Regions from separate parts of the Homo sapiens genome. Here region 1 is linked to region 2. Evidence: read pairs that join two places in POLR2A ChIA-PET (ENCODE). Cell type or tissue: PC-9. All regions are shown on one strand. Links, peaks and the distances in the headings refer to the core of each region. The heading gives the core; the rest is flanking DNA.

Region 1 (8,332 bases), core at 282-8,281, 170 kb before region 2:
ATCCATGCTTTTCCAATCACTGCACAGGAACACACTTCCCTGTTTGATTCAGTCATAACCTCCTACCCCTAACCCACCAGTCCTCCACATTCCTCCAGATAGTTTTCTTTTTCCTTTCCCTTCCCTTCCCTTCCCTCCTTCCCCCACTCCTCCCCCTCCCCCCTCCCTGCCTCCCTCCCTCCCTCCCTTCCTTCCTTCCTTTTTTTGGTGAGACAGGGTCTCCCTCTGTCACCAAGGCTAGAGTGCAGTGGCACGATCTCAGCTCGCTGCAACCTCTGCCTTCTGGGCTCAAGCAGTCCTCCTGCCTCAGCCTCCAAAGTAGTTGGGACCACAAGCACGTGCCACCACATCTGGCTAATTTTTGTATTTTTTGCAGAGATGGGGTTTCGCCATGTTGCCCAGGCTGGTCTCGAACTCCTGGGCTCAAGTGATCCGCCCACCTCCGCCTCCCAAAGTATTGGGATGAGCCACTGTGCCTGGGCCAGATAGTTTTCTATGGTGTGAGATTTGTCAGGTTCTCGCAAACCTGTCAGGTCCCTTTCCAGGACTAAGCAGGGTCCACTCAGGCTTCTGCTCCCGCAGCAGCCTCCTCTGGGCTTTGCCTTCTCTGGGAGCCCATGGAGAGACCCTCGCCTGACTGCAGCCTGAGGCCTCAGGGTCAAGCGAGGCTGAAGGTCACATCCCAGGGCCTTTCTGGACGCAGCCAAGCCCCAGGAGCCAAGCTGGCCTGAGCCAGTGACTTCACACAAAGGAGCAGCTGAGAAGAGTCAAGTTGGGAAAGTCAGTGACTTGAGGCTGAGTAGAAATGAGAAGTGCTGGCTGTGGCAGGACCCATGAAGGATATGTGAGGATTGGAACCAGAAATGATCTCTGAGGAATGGTGGTCGGGGGGCTCATGGGGAAGCAAGGTCCTGCGAGCTGCTTCACCTTGGCCTCCTACTTCCCGCCATCCACCTCTGCTGCTGCTGCCTCTGCCTTCAAGTGGCCCAAAGGCTGTTCAGATGTGCAGCTGTTGAGTAAATCATGGTACATTCCCGTAGCGAACTGCCATGCAGCCATTTGGTGTGTTTGCAAAGAGGTTATGATATCATGGAAGAAATGGTTTTGTCATAAGGATAAGTGAAATGGCCAGATATAACAATTACAGTGGGGTGGTGAATGGAAGGCAATAGGCGAAGGTGGTAATAGTGCTTGCTGCCTGGTTGGAGGAATATGGGGTATTGTTGTTTTCTTCTACATTTTCCAAACTCTCTACGGAAACAGGTATTGATTTTATAATACAGGGAGAAAAAAGCCTCTGGGGCCGGATATACAGATTTTAAAAGCCCTGCTTCTCAGCTCAGCCTGTTATCCTGCACACATGTGCATACATACATAGTTCATCGATAACCTTTGTATATGGTAATGAAATTTGTTCTTTAGTATGCAAATGTATATCAATCTGTACACCAATAAGTGTTTACTGAGCACCTAATAAGCATCCAGCTATACCCTAGGATCTCTACCTCATTGCATGTAATGTGGAAAAAAAAAACTTGTTCCCTATTCATGACAGTCCCATCTCTCCCCACACTCCTCAGAGCCTTTGCCCAGGAGCAGAAAAAAATCATTCAGTCAGTAGGTGTTCAGTGTTGCCAAATAGCTATCTTTTTCCTCAGTCTTTCCTTACCTACCCTGAGAAAATATGTCTCACCTAACTTTGCTGTAGAGTCGTAGCGTTAAGTTTCCCCCAGCTCTTGGACATGCAGCATCTTACTTCAGATGTGTTTGCGAGAGTTTCCTTCGCTACTTTCTCCTTGCTTCCCTTCCCCTTCCCAATTGGAGAGAAGGAAGAAAAGATGAGTTGGGGGTCAGGAGTAGAAATGGGTCAGAGAAGAGTCTGTAATTATACTCATGTTTTCATCACAAACAACCAGTTGGAGGCGCTGCACAATCAGGAAAGAGAAGGAAGTGCATTTCATCTGAGTTGGAGTCTGGAAGACACAAGGGATATGTAGGAGGTGGTTCTCACTTTTATTGGGAGACAAGTGTGTATATAAAGTCAGTTTCCCTGCAGGATGAGAAGCATAGTCATGGAATTGCTAAAGAAGATATAAAACCCTCAGGACCAAATGACATGAGAAAATGGAGAAGAATTGACCTTGTCCCCAAGAAGTGACTTGACCACATCAGCCCCAGGTTCCCAGAATATACAAGCCCACACATCTGACTAGGCCTGGGCTAGAAAATGGGCGGAAATTGGGAGCACTCCCCATTTTCCTTGATAGAAATAGATGGAGCAATGAGTAAAATTCTATGCCTGCCACATCTGCTGCGTCCTCCACTAATGTATGCACTTGTCCATCCTGTTTTCCAAAGAGGGACTGCTTTCTGTCCAGCTCAGAAGAGCAAAACGAAGAAGGAACAATGTCAGCCATGTGTAGCCCTGAATCCTGCCCTACCATTGCGGTCGCTCTAGGGCTTTCAGCCAGAACTGGGGTGGCCAGATCTGATCAGTCTTCCAAAGGAGCGAAGAGCACTCCAGAACAGACAGCTGAAGCAGTTGTTACAGCAGCAGGATTGCAGGGCAGGCGACGCTTCACAACATCACCAAAGACTGATGCAAATTGGTTTGGTTCTGACCCTGTCACACCAGGAAGGATAATGACTCCAGCAGCGCCAGGCATGGGAGGGAGCACGTGGTGGGGGCTGTGAGGATTGGTGTCTCACTTCACATCTTCATTAATGATCTGAAAGACAGGGGTAAACAGCATGCTAATGAAACCTGCAGATGATTGGTGTTACAAACCCCAGAGAGGACAGAGAAATAGCACAACGAGACCCAGAGAGCTTAGAAATATGGGCAGGAGACTGTCAAATGAGACTCGTCCTAGGAAAATGAAAGTCGACACGTCAGGGAGGAATGATGAAGGTGCCTCTGGGTGGGGGCCTGCAAACCTGAAAAGCAGAGATGGGTGGCAGGGTCAGGAGGTTGAGGGATATGATAAGGTTTGGGGTGTGTTGGAGGGAGACAGAGGAGCTGACCTTGAGGACCCAGGGGACAAATACCCTTGTGCATTTCTGGTCAGGACTGACCATGGGGCCAACAGTTCATGCAGCTGGGGAACCAAGCAGGTTGTACTGGCCCATTGGCCTGTGTCAGCTCCAGGACCCCTCTGCAACCCAGGACCTCTGATTTCACAGTCACAAGCTATGCCTATTTGCACCCAAGCCATTAAGGCTAAAAGCGCCATTTTGACCCGACCTGCTATTTTCCTAAAATGAAACAAGCCAAAATACATCTTTAACATTTTGCACTAAATTATTGGGGAATAGGAAATTCAAGAGCAGAGAAAGCAAAAAATGTCCGTATTTTCAAGGGTTTCCCATTCAATAAAGATTTATCAGAGCGTAACTCATTTATATTAAATCTACAAATCTTAAGTGAACAGCTCAATGATTTTTTTCCTTGACCAAATCACTTCACTTCACCAAGTCTTGGTTTCCTCGTCTGAAATGAGCATAACAGCAGAACATATCTCACAGCTGTGTTGTAAAGATTAAATTAGACTCGGTAAAGCCCCTTGGGCACAGTAAGTACTCACATATGGGGTGATTATTATTACTGTTTATTATCCTCTAATTTTATTCCTTAAGCTTTACTCTTAGCTCCCTAAGTAAATGATTAATTTCTTGAAGTCAAGGACTGCCTTAAACTTCTTTTCAGCTCATGGGTGCTGAATAAATCCTTGTTTGATGGATTAATGTGTTAGAAAATTCTTTTCATATAAATAATTTTATTCTTACCTAACTCAGATCTACTTTAAATGAAATCACTTTCTTCAAAATAAAACAAAAACAAGTAAAATCCTTATATCACAAGAGTGTTTTGAAGACAAAATATTCTGCCTTGAGTCTATGTTAACACCATGTGCTGTCTGGTGAAATTTTAGGCCAGAGGAAATCCCAGCCTGATGATTAAGAGCTCACTTTTGGGGCCGGGCACGGTGGCTCATGCCTGTAATCCCAGCACTTTGGGAGGCTGAGGTGGGTGGATCACAAGGTCAGGAGATCGAGACCATCCTGGCTAACACAGTGAAACCCCGTCTCTACTAAAAATACAAAAAATTAGCCGGGCGTGGTGGCAGGCACCTGTAGTCCCAGCTACTCGGGAGGCTGAGGCAGGAGAATGACGTGAACCCGGGAGACGGAGCTTGTAATGAGCTGAGATCGCACCACTGCACTCCAGCCTGGGTGACAGAGCGAGACTCCATCTCAAAAACAAAAACAAAAAACAAAAAAAAAGCTCCATTTTTGAGTCCAGTCGGGTTTGAATTGGGGTGACTAGCCGTCTGATTTGCTTGGAACTCAGGGGTTTCCTGGGAGGAATAACAGTCTTGACCATGTGACCGTTGATCACTCTAGTTTTAATGTGGTTTCTGCTACTTAATAGCTTTGGGGTGTGGCCTTGGATAGGATTGTTACCCTTATTGAACTTAGTTTCCTTTTCCGTTAAAGGGGGAAAATAACTACTTCACCAGGTTGTCGAAAGGATCAAGTGTCCCAGATGCGTTGGTTCACACCAGTAATCCCGGCATGTTGGGAGGCTGAGGCAGGAGGATTACTTGAGTCCAGGAGCTAGAGACTAGCTTGGGCAACATAGTGAGACCCCATCTCTACAAAAAAAATGTTTTTAATTAAATAAAATTAGCCAGCGCAGTGGTACATCCCTGTAGTCCCTGCTGCTCAGGAGGCAGTGCCGGAAGGATGGCTTGAGCCCAGGAGTTCAAGGCTGCAGTGAGCTATGGTGGCAGCATTGCACTCCAGCCTGGGCCACAGAGTGAGACGCTGTCAAAAAAAAAGACAGGGGGTGGCAAGCATGATGCTCACACCTGTAATCCCATTACCTTGGGAAGTTGAGGCAGGAGGATCACTTGGGGCCAGGAGTTCAAGACCAGCCTGGGCAATATAGTGAAACCTCATCTCTCCAAAATTAAATTAGTCAGGCATGGTGGTGCACACCTGTAGTCCCAGCTACTTGGGAGGCAGAGGCAGGAGAACCACTTGAACCCAGGAGTTTGAGGCTGCAGAAAGTCATGATTGTGCTACTGCACTCCAGCCTGGGCAACAGAGTGAGACTGTCTCAAAAAAAAAAAAAAAAAAAAGAATTCAAAGAATATACCTTTGCCTATTCCACTTATACCCAACAAAAATGAGTTGACACCAAAAGACACGTGTGAAAACAATAGCAACTTTATTCATTCAAGTAAAAAACTGGGGAACAAAGGCCATCAGCAGGAGAATGGATAGATTGTATATTCTATGTGGAATGCCAACTGGCAATAAAGAATGAACAAACTACCATGCCGCTTCACACAGTAATATGGATGAATCTCCCAAACACGAATGAAGGGCACATACCGTATGACTCCATCTGTATGAAATTCTAGAACAGGCAGAACTAATCTATGTGATAGAAGTCTAAATAGTAGTAACCTTGGAGGTATTAACTGAAAAGGGGCCCGGGGAGCCTTCTGGGGTTTTGGAAATATTCTCTGTCTTGATCTGAGTGCTGGTTAACACAGGAGGGTATGTGTGTAAACATTCATCGAGCTGTGCAGTTAGTGGCTGCACACTTTAGGTAAGCTGTGCCTTAAAAGAAATTAAGGTTCTCTGAGCCTCTAGAGGGAAGTGTTGATGAAAGCTGATGGTTTTTATGTTTCAAACCACCCCATGGAAGCTATTTGGGGCAATAGCATAGGGGAATCTAGAGGATCCCAGACTCACCCTGGGTTCAAAGCTATGAAGTCAGAAAGAAGGACAGAAGATGGTCAACATGTCCCTTTGGCAGCTGCCACTCATGCTCCACCAGTGACTGAGCATAAGGGCTGGAGGGCCCTGTCCTGTGCCCTCACTCACCGTGACCTCAATGTGGGGGAGGGCTGTCAGTCAAACTCCAAGCCCAGATGCTGCACCCTTGGGCTCTCCTTCGAGGGAGCACCTTTGTCTACCCACCCTTTACTGAGAAATCAGTCCCCAGACTGGGGGCTCCTCAAGAGCGAGGACCAGATGTGTGTTTCTGTTTCTCCAGAGCCTGACCTATCATAGATGTTCATTGTACAGTTGCCAAATGGATGCCTCCAGTGACCTAACTCATCACTTAAATTCTTCCCAGATGGAACTGGCCACTGATCTTAAAGCCAAAGATAGGCTTTTTCACTCATGGATCATTCAGGCACTCCTTCCTAAAATAACTGGGATTCCAAGAGAGCTACCAGCATCTCTGACATGCTTCCGATCAGTGCAATTCTGATTCTGTTAGAAAGGATCTTCAGGCCGGGCGCAGTGGCTCACACCTGTGATCCCAGCACTTTGGGAGACTGAGGCGGGCAGATTACCTGCGGTTGGGAGTTTGAGACTAGCCTTTATTTTTAAAATAAAATAAAATAAAATAAATTCAGTTTCTTAGTTGCGCTAGGCACATTTTGAGTGCTCAGTAGCCACTTATGGCTACTGACTACCACTGTATTCGACAGTGCAGAACTGCATGCATTTCCATCATCATAGAAAGTTCCAGTGGACAATGATGGATTCCAGGTGATCCTCTTGGAGCCTGTAGCGGAGGGGAGGAAGGAAATAGGTGGGTAGGACTGGGCCCCCACCCCCAGTTCAACCAGAGGCACTTTGCCTATAAATTCAGATTTCAAGTTAGATTTCATTTGGGAAAAAAAAGTATGACTTTTTAAATACTTTTTGAAAAGGTAGTAAATACAAACTATATTTAAAATGAACAGATTATGAAAAAATACATCTTCTTGCCATCCCATAACCCTCAGACCACTAGTTAACAGCTTGTGGAAACTACACCTGTTCTGCAGCTTGCTTTTTTTTTTATCTTGGATCTTGTTCATATTGGTACCTAGAGATGTAACAGCTACATACTATTCCACTATATGGATGTGCCTTCAGTTACCTAGCCAGGCCCTGTGATGGACATTCAGGTCATTTCCTGTCTTCTGCTACTACGAACTATGTGGTGATGAGCAGATACCCTTGTGTTTAGGTATCTGTGGATATATCACTAGCAGGGGAATTGCTGGGTCAAAGACCACATGCATTTTAAACTTTAATATATATTGCTGAATTGCATGCCCCGTGCCCAAAAGAGATGGCAACAACAAGAAGGTCTTTTCCCCACACCTTCCACCAGGCCACTGTGATCAGGCCTGCAGGTGTCCTGCAGGGTAACGGTGGCTTATCTTGGGAGGGGGTTGCCATTGCCTCCCCACAGCACTGGGGCCCATTCCACCCAATCACTCTCTCTTCTTGTCACTCCTTCCTGCCACCAAGAATAGTTAACTTTTTATTTTAAAAAATTTTAATGGACTAGTTAACATTTGATTGAGCACTCATCAGGCCCCCGGGTACAAATCCTGCTCAGCCTGACCCTGCTCATTCAATTCACAGATTTGTCCTTTACTTCGGTGCTTCATGGACTCTTCATGACAACCTCCTGAGGCAGGTACCATTATTATTCCCATTCTACAGCGGAGAAGCCTGAGGTTTAGCGATTAAATCACTGGTTCACAGTCACCTAGCTGGTTAGTAGCAGAGCTAGGATCCAGCCCCAGGTCTGTGTCACCTCACAGCCTATGCTTAGTTCCAACAGGCTGCCCCACTCACCTGCTTCCCCTCATCCCTCCTCCCTTCATGGACACCAGCTCTCCCTCCCGCCCTCCGGCCCTGTTAATACCCCACTTCTCTTACGTGTCTTTGCTGAAGTACCCACAAGCCCTCACTCCCTGCCCACTCTCTCCCTCTTAAGGTCAGGGCAGACACCTCCATCCGGACCCTTCCTCCCTCACTGCCTTGGCTTCCTCTACTCTTGGCCTTGGGACTGCCCCACCTGAACTCCTGGGTCGGCCCAGCCCTCCCCTAGGTGATCGCCTCAGCCTACAGGGGCCGGGAGAGCTGGGGAGGGAGAAGCAGCGGCTTGCATCACCTGACCCTACTCAGCCAATTCACGAAGACAAGATGTCAAGTTAATGAGCCTGTGGGCCTCTAATTAGCTGTCAATTACCTCAAATTAATCACCTCCTCGCCTAATTAAGCATTATCGGCAGGTGGGCACAAAGCAGACCATTGTGTGAGAGCCATGAGAAAAGCTGGGCTGGCAAACTTGGTTAGGATCAGCTCTGTGCACTGCGCCCGCCTCCCCACAGCGCTCAGCCATGGGCCCAGCTGAGAGGCCCTGGGGCCCTCTGCCCACCACTGTCCCCAGACACTGGGGTACTTGGGGACCTCCTGGGAAGCTGAGTGGACTGGAAGGGAGGTACAGAGCCTAGAGGCAGGT
Region 2 (8,332 bases), core at 310-8,309:
AAACAAAAAAAACCAAGCACATGCTGCCAGTGTACTTCAGGAGCAATGAAAAGTCATGGAACCTCCGCTTCCAAGGTGCACTCCTGAATTGCTATGCCAGCACAGTGGAGAAGTATTGTTTGGGGAAGAACATACTTTCCAAGATTTTGCTTATTGTTGATAATGTTCCCAAACGTCTGCCTTTTACTGGTGATCTTCATCCCGGTATCAGAGTGGTGTTTCTGCTTTCAAATACCACCTCTTTGATCCAACCAATGGATCAAGGAGCTGTAGCAGCTTTTAAGAGCTACTACTGTATTAGTCCGTTTTCACGCTGCTGATAATGACATACCCCAGGCTGGGTAGTTTATAAAGAAAAAGAGGTTTAATGGACTCACAGTTCCACGTGGCTGGGGAGTTCTCACAATCATGGTGGAAGATGAAAGTCACATTTTACCTGGCGGGAGACAAGACAGAATGAGAACCAAGAGAAAGGGCTTTTCCCCTATAAAACCATCAGATCTTTTTTTTTTTTTTTTTGAGTCCGCGTCTCGCTCTGTTGCCCAGGCTGGAGTGCAGTGGTGTGATCTCAGCTCACTGCAACCCCCACCTCCTGGGTTCAAGCAATTCTCCTGCCTCAGCCTCCCCAGTAGCTGAGATTACAGGTGCGCACCACCACACCCGGTTAAGTTTTGTATTTTTAGTAGAGGTGGGGTTTCACCATATTGGCCAGGCTGGTCTCAAATTCCTCACCTCAAGTGATCTGGCTGCTTTGGCCTCCCAAAGTGCTGGGATTACAGGCATGAGCCACCGTGCCCAGCCCCATCAGATCTTGTGAGATTTATTCACTACCATGAGAACGGTATGGGGGAAACCACCCCATGATTCAATTATCTCCCACCGGATTCCTCCCACAACACGTGAGAATTATGGGAGCTACAATTCAAGATGAGATTTGGGTGGAGACACAGCCAAACCATATCTGCTACCCAAGGAAGACCTTTACCCAGGCTATTACTGCAACTGAGAGAGACACTAAGGAGACACTGATGTAATTCTAGAAGGATTACAACGTTTACGACTGCATCAAGGACCTTTCTTGGGACTGGGGCAATGTCATCAAGGCATGTCTGCATGGCATCTGGAAGAAGAAACTGAATAGGTTTGTTCATGACTTCAAAGGATTTGCCAAGGATAAGAAGGTTGCAAAAAATCAACATAGCTGTGGTTGGAGATGGCAAATAACTTTAACCTTGGTGTGGATGAGGATGCCATTGAGGAGGTCCTAGAGGTGGTTCCTAAGGAACCGATGAATGAGGGGTTGTTGGAACTGGAACAGGAACACATAGCTGAAGAACAGACAAGAGAAAAGGAAACTGCAGAAGAAAAAGAACTTCCAAGAAAATTCACAGTGAAGGGCTTAGCAAAAGCTTTTACAGACCTCAACCAGATCCTTTAAAAGCTTGGAAAGATGGGCCGGGAGCGGTGGCTCATGCCTGTAATCCCAGCACTTTGAGAGGATGAGGTGGATGGATCACGAGGTCAGGAGATCGAGACCATCCTGGCTGACACGGTGAAACCCCGTCTCTACTAAAAATACAAAAAATTAGCCAGGTGTGGTGGTGGGCGCCTGTAGTCCCAGCTACTTGGGAGGCTGAGGCAGGAGAATGGCGTGAACTCAGGAGGTGGAGCTTGCAGTGAGCCGAGATCATGCCACTGCACTCCAGCCTGGGCGAGAGAGCGAGACTCCGTCTCAAAAAAAAAAAAAAAAAAAAAAAGTTTGGAAACATGGACCCCCCGACAATGAAAGGTTTTCCTTAATAGAGAGGAATGTTTATGGTGCAGTATTTGCTGACAAGAAAATCTACGATGAAAAAAGAAACAGGTCCAGGTGCAATGGCTCACACTTGTGATCCCAGCACTTTGGGAGGCCAAGGCAGGAGGATTGCTTGAGCCCAGGAGTTCAAGAGCCTGGACAACATAGTGAAACCCCATCTCTACAACAAAGTAAAAAGATTAGCTGAGCATGGTGGCACATGCCTGTAGCTTCAGCTACTTGGGAGGATGAGATGGGAGGATCACTTGAGCCCAGAAGGTTGAGGCTGCAGTGAGCTGTGATTGTGCCACTGCACTCCACTCCAGCCTGGGTGACAGAGTGAGAATCTGTGTCCAAAAATAAAACAAAGGAAAAGGAAAAAGAAACAAACCAAGCAAACCACCATGTATTTTTTCAGAGTGATACCTTCTCGCAGGTCCTTTAGGAAGTATTCCAGAATAACGCATTGATATTGTAGGAGATGACGGCCCCATATGTGTTACTGCCCTTAGAGACCTTCTGGTGGGATGAGATGTGACGGTGGAAGGTGGGAGACACTGATATTGATGATCTGGACCCTGTGTAGGCCTAGGCTAATGTGTATGTTTGTGTCTTTTTTTTTTTTCAGGCTTAATCACTTCATTTTTCTTGTATAAAAACCCTATGTTGTAGCCACAGCTGGAGCCTGGGTCCACTGCACCGAGACTCTAGTGTGGGTCTTGACGAGGTGGTCAGTGAATTCCTGATAGAGAGACTTAGTGAATACAGTCTCCTTCCAGAGGTCGGGGGTCAGGTAGCTGTAGGTTTTAGAGATGGCATCAAAGGTGGCCTTGGCGAAGTTGCCCAGGGTGGCAGTGCAGCCCTGGGCTGAGGTGTAGCAGTCATTGATACCAGCCATCATGAGCAGCTTCTTGGGCACAGGCGCTGAGACAATGCCAGTGCCCCTGGGTGCAGGGATGAGGTGCACCGGCACAGAGCCGCAGCGGTCTGTCATCTTGCAAGGGACGGTGTGGGGCTTGCCAGTCTTGTTCTCCCAGCAGCCTCTGCTTATGGGGACAATGGAGAGCTTGGCCAGGATGATGGCCCCGCAGATGGCAGTGGCCACCTCCTTGGAGCACTTAATACCCAGACCGACGTGGCCATTGTAGTCCCCGATGGCAACAAACGCCTTGAACCTGGTGCGCTGGCCGGCACGGGTCTGCTTCTGGACCGGCATAATCTTCAAAACCTCGTCCTTGAGAGAGGCCCCCAGGGAAAGGTCAATGATCTCAGATTCCTTAATGGGCAGGGAGAAGATATAGATCTCCTTCAGGGACTTGATCTTCATGGCCTTGAGCAAGCGGCCCAGCTTGGTGACGGCATCCACTCCTTATCCTCGGCCTTGCCTCCGCGAGCTCCGCAGCCTTGGCCCCGGCCGCGTCCACGGCCGCGACTCCGGCCCCCGATGCCACTGCCGAAGCCTCCGCGGAAGCCACCATTGTTCCCCATCCCAGTGCCCCCAGGGCCTCCGGGCCCCCGCGCTGCACCGGCATCATCCGCCATTTGTTTTCTCGGATAAGAAGGTTTGTGTCTGTTTTTAACAAAAAAAGTTTAAAATATAAAATGTTTATTTATTTATTTATTTTTGAGTTGGAGTCTTTCTCTGTTGCCCCGGCTGGAGTGCAGTGGCATGATCTCAGCTTACTGCAACCTCTGCCTCCCGGGTTCAAGCGATTCTCCTGCCTCAGCCTCCCAAGTAGCTGGGATTACAGGCACCCATCACCACGCCCGGCTAATTTTTGTATTTTTAGTAGAGATGGGGTTTCACTGTATCGTTCAGGTTGGTCTCGAACTCCTGGCTTCAAGTGATCAACCCACCTTGGCTTCCCAAAGTGCTGGGATTACAGGCGTGAGCCACTGCGCCCAGCCCCCAAAATAATTTTAAACAGAAAAAAAGGCCGGGTGCGGTGGCTCATGCCTGTAATCCCAGCACTTTGGGAGGCCGAGGTGGGCGGATCACGAGGTCAGGAGATCGAGACCATCCTGGCTAACACGGTGAAACCCCATCTCTACTAAAAATTCAAAAAAATTAGCCGGGTGTGGTGGTGGGTGCCTGTAGTTCCAGCTACTCGGGAGGCTGAGGCAGGAGAATGGCGTGAACTTGGGAGGCGGAGCTTGCAGTGAGCCGAGATCGCGCCACTGCATTCCAGCCTGGGCGACAGAGGGGGACTCTGTCTCAAAAAAAAAGAAAAAAAAAGAGAACAGAAAAAAAGTGGCCGGGCGCTGCAGCTCACACCTGTAATCCCACCACTTTGGGAGGCTGAGGTAGATGAATCATGAGCTCAGGAGTTTGAGACCAGCCTGGTCAGCATGGTGAAACCCCATCTATCCTAAAATTACAAAAATTAGCCGGGGGTGGTGGCAGGCGCCTGTAATCCCAGCTACTTGGGAAGCTGAAGCAGGAGAATCACTTTAACCCAGGAGACGGAGGTTTCAGTGAGGTGAGGTTGTGCCACTGCACTCCAGCCTGGGTGACAGAGTGAGACTCTATCTCAAAAGAAAAAGTAAAAAAAAAAGAAAAAATTTAAAAATTAATTTAGTGTAGCCTAAATATACAGCGTTTATATGATCTGGAGTAGAGCACAGTCATGCCCTAAGCCTTTACGGTCACTCACCACTCACTCACTCACTCACCCAGAGCAACTTCCGGTCCTGCAAACTCCCTTCATAGTAAGTGCCCTATACAGGTGTATAATTAAAAAGAAAATATTTTATACCATGGTTTTACTGTACCTCCATGGTTTTACTGTACCTTTTTAAAATAAATAAATTTATCTGAGACAAGATCTCACTCTGTTAACCAGGCTGGAGTGCAGTGGTGGGATCAAGGCTCACTGCAGCCTCAAGTTCCCAAGCTCAAGCAATCTTCTCACCTCAGCCTCCAGAGTAACTGGGACCACAGGTGTGCGCCACCATGCCTAGCTAATTTTTTGATTTTTTTTTTTTTTTTTTTGTAGAGATGAGGTCTCACTATGTTGCCTAGGCTGGTCTTGAACTCCTGGGCTCAAGTAATCCTCCCGCCTTGGCCTCCCAAAGTGTTGGGATTGCAGGTGTAATCCCAACAGCTACTCAGGAGTACAGGCCGTGCCTGGCCTTACTGTACCTTTTCTATGTTTAGATACACAAATACTTATCATTGCATTGTAATTGGCTACAGTGTTCAGTCCAGCAACGTGCGGTATAGATTTGTAGCCTAGGAGCAATAGGCTGTAGCACATAGCCTGCATGTGTAGTAGGCTGCACCACTTAGGTTTGCGTAAGTGCATTCTATCACGTTCGCACAATGACAAAATTACCTAGCATCGAATTTCTTGGAATGTATCACTGTTGTTAAGTAATGCATGACTGTACATACCGAACAGAATGTAAACATATGTTTAGCAAGAATGTGTTTAAGAATATTCATAAAAACTTTTCATAATAACCAAAGGAAATAATCTGAATGCCCGTCAACAGTAGGATGGATAAATAAGCTGTGGTGTAGTTACATAATGGAATGCTACGTGATAATGAGAATGAATGATCTACAGCTATACTCAACAATGTGGATCAATCTTAAAAAAACATGTTGAGCTAAAGAAGCCAGATATGAAAGAGGAGTTATGGTATTATTCCATTTATGTAAAGCACAAAAACAAGCAAAACTAATTTATGCTGTTAGAAGTCAGGATAATGGTCACCTTTGGGGAGAGATAGTACTTGGAAGGAAGCATGAGGGGGCACTTACGGTGTGTTGGAAATGCTCTGGTTTTTTTTTTTTTTTTGAGACAGAGTCTTGCTGTGTCGCCTAGGCTGGAATGCAATGGCACATCTCGGCTCACTGCAGTCTCCGCCTCCTGGGTTCAAGCGATTCTCCTACCTCAGCCTCTCGAGTGGCTGGGATTACAGGAGCATGCCACTATGCCTGGATACCTTTTGTGTTTTTAGTAGAGACGGGGTTTCACCACATTGGCCAGGCTGATCTCGAACTCCCGACCTCGTGATCCTCCCACCCCAGCCACCCAAAGTGCTGGGATTACAGGCATGAATCACCGCGCCCGGCCATGCTCTGTATTTTTTTTTAGAGACAGGGCTCACTCTGTCAGAGCTCACTGGAGCCCTAAATTTCTGGGGCTCAAGTGATCCTCCCGTCTTAGCCTCCCAAGTAGCTGGGATTATAGGCATGTGCCACTACCCTTGCCAGAAATGCTGTTTCTTAAACCAAATTCTAGTACATGGGTGTGTTCAGTTTGTGAGAATTTGCCAAGCTGTATACTTGTGTTTGGGTACTTTATGTATATGTCAATAAAAAGTTTAAAAAAAAAAAAAAAAACCCAGGCCGGGCGCGGTGGCTCACACCTGTAATCCCAGCACTTTGGGAGGCCGAGGCGGGTGGATCACGAGGTCAGGGGTTCGAGACCAGCCTGACCAACATGGTGAAACCCTGTCTCTACTAAAAATACAAAAATTAGCTGGGTGTAGTGGCGGGCGCCTGTAATCCCAGCTACTCAGGAGGCTGAGGCAGGAGAATTGCTTGAACCTGGGAGGCGGAGGTTGCAGCGAGCTGAGATCGCGCCACTGCATTCCAGCCTGGCGACAGAGCGAGACTCCGTCTCCAAAAAAAAAAAAAAACAAACAAACCCCAGATTCCTGGGTTGAGAAATGCCATTAAGAAAACAAACAGGCAAGCTACAAATTGGGAAAAAATATTCGTAAAACATACCTGACAAAGAACTGGTAGACAGGATATAAGAGAATTTCTGCAACTTAATAAAGACAAATGACTCAATTACAACAAAATTGACAAAAAATATGAACCGACACTTCACAAAAAAAGATATACATGTGGCCAATAAGTACATGAAATTGTGCTCAAAATCGTAAGACACAAGGGAAATGAAAATTAAAATCACAATGAGGGCCAGGAGTGGTGGCCCACATCTGTAATCCCCTCACTTTGGGAGGCTGAGGTGGGAGGATCACTTGAGGCCAGGAGTTTGACACCAGCCTGGGCAAAATAGGGAGACCCGACCCCCCCCCGCCGCCTCTACAAAAACAAACAAACAAACAAACAAACAAAAAACCCACAATGAGATAGGCTGGCTGAAATTTTTTTTTTTGAGACAGGGTCTTGCTCTGTCACCCAGACTGAAGTTCAGTGACACAATCGTGGGTCACTGCAGCCTCAACCTCTTGGGCTCAAGTGATTCTCCCACCTCAGTCCCCCAAGTAACTGGGGCTAATTTTTTAGAGAGACAAGGTCTCACTATATTGCCCAAGCTAGTCTTGAGCTCCTTAGCTCAAGGCAATCCTCCCACCTCAGCCTCCTGAAGTGCTGGGATTACAAGCATGAGCCACCACACCTGGCCCACAGCTAAACTTAAGAAAGACTGGTAAGACTAAATATGAGGATATGGAGCAACTGGAACTGTCATACATTGTTGATGGGAAAGGCTTGGGAGTTTCTTTTTTTTTTTCCTTTTTTTTTTTTTGAGACAGAGTCTCGCTGTGTGCCCAGGCTGGAGTGCAGTAGCACGATCTCGGTTTACTGCAAGCTCTGCCTCCCGGGTTCATGCCATTCTCCTGCCTCAGCCTCCCGAGTAGCTGGGACTACAGGTGCCCGCCACCATGCCCGGCTAATTTTTTGTATTTTTAGTAGAGACGGGTTTTCACCCTGTTAGCCAGGATGGTCTCCATCTCCTGACCTCGTGATCCACCTGCCTCGGCCTCCCAAAGTGCTGGGATTACAGGTGTCAGCCACCGTGCCTGGCCCGGGAGTTTCTTAAAAAAACTAAATATATGCTTACCCTCTGACTCAATATTTTCACCTCTAGGTATTTACCTGAGAGAAAAGAAAATATATTTCCACAAAAAATATTGTATAAGAATGTTAATGGAAGCTTTTTTTTTTTTTTTTTAAGACCAAGTTTTGTTCTTGTCGCCCAGGCTGGCGTGCAACAGCATGATTTTGGCTCACTGCAACCTTCCCCTCTGGGTTCAAATAATTCTTCTTCCTCACTCTCTGGAGTAGCTGGGATTACAGGCATGCACCACCACGCCTGGCTAATTTTTGTATTTTTAGTAGGTGGGGTTTCATCCGTTGGCCGGGCTGGTTTCAACTCCTGAACTCAAGTTATACACCCACCTTGGCCTCCCAAAGTGCTGGGATTACAGGTGTGAGCCACTGCATCCAGCCCATGGAAGCTTTATTCCTAAAAACTCCAAACTGGAAACAACTCAAATGTTTATCAGTAAGAAAATGCTAAAACACTATTTTTATCTATACAAAGGACACTATTCATTAATAAAAAGAAATAAACTACTGATACATGTGACATGAATAAAACACTTCGCTGAACGAAAGAAGCCTAACATGAAACAGTTTGTACTACATACTTCCATTTCTATAAAGATCTAGAATAGGCAAATCTAATCTATGGTGGAAGATAAAAACCAGAAAAAGTGATTGCCTCTTAAAGGAATAAGGAAGGGATTGACAGGAAATGAGCAAAAGAGAAC

Evidence for each region. ChIA-PET counts read pairs that join two places held together with the same protein. Peaks named below come from ENCODE experiments on the same cell type or tissue, not always from the same donor. Only the 100,000 strongest peaks of a DNase experiment are listed, where the experiment ranks them.
Region 1: POLR2A ChIA-PET joins it to region 2 with 20 read pairs; 2 of 35 experiments call an interaction of 5 or more read pairs at or near these places.

What each region holds. Positions count from the first base shown.
Region 1 is chr14:74,206,223-74,214,554 of GRCh38, forward strand. LOC105370564 (a long non-coding RNA gene) reads right to left here. Exons shown (of 3, transcript XR_944025.3): 3 at 2,639-2,729. Among named protein-coding and RNA genes, the nearest start is that of VSX2, 29 kb to the right of the region's middle. In PC-9, for the core only: a CTCF peak has its summit at 1,937 (motif pointing right); no DNase peak of the experiment used is centred there.
Region 2 is chr14:74,375,267-74,383,598 of GRCh38, forward strand. It overlaps the pseudogene RPS2P2. Among named protein-coding and RNA genes, the nearest start is that of VRTN, 31 kb to the left of the region's middle. In PC-9, for the core only: no CTCF peak of the experiment used is centred there; DNase peaks (open chromatin) are centred at 5,135 and 6,510; H3K27ac peaks cover 786 bases.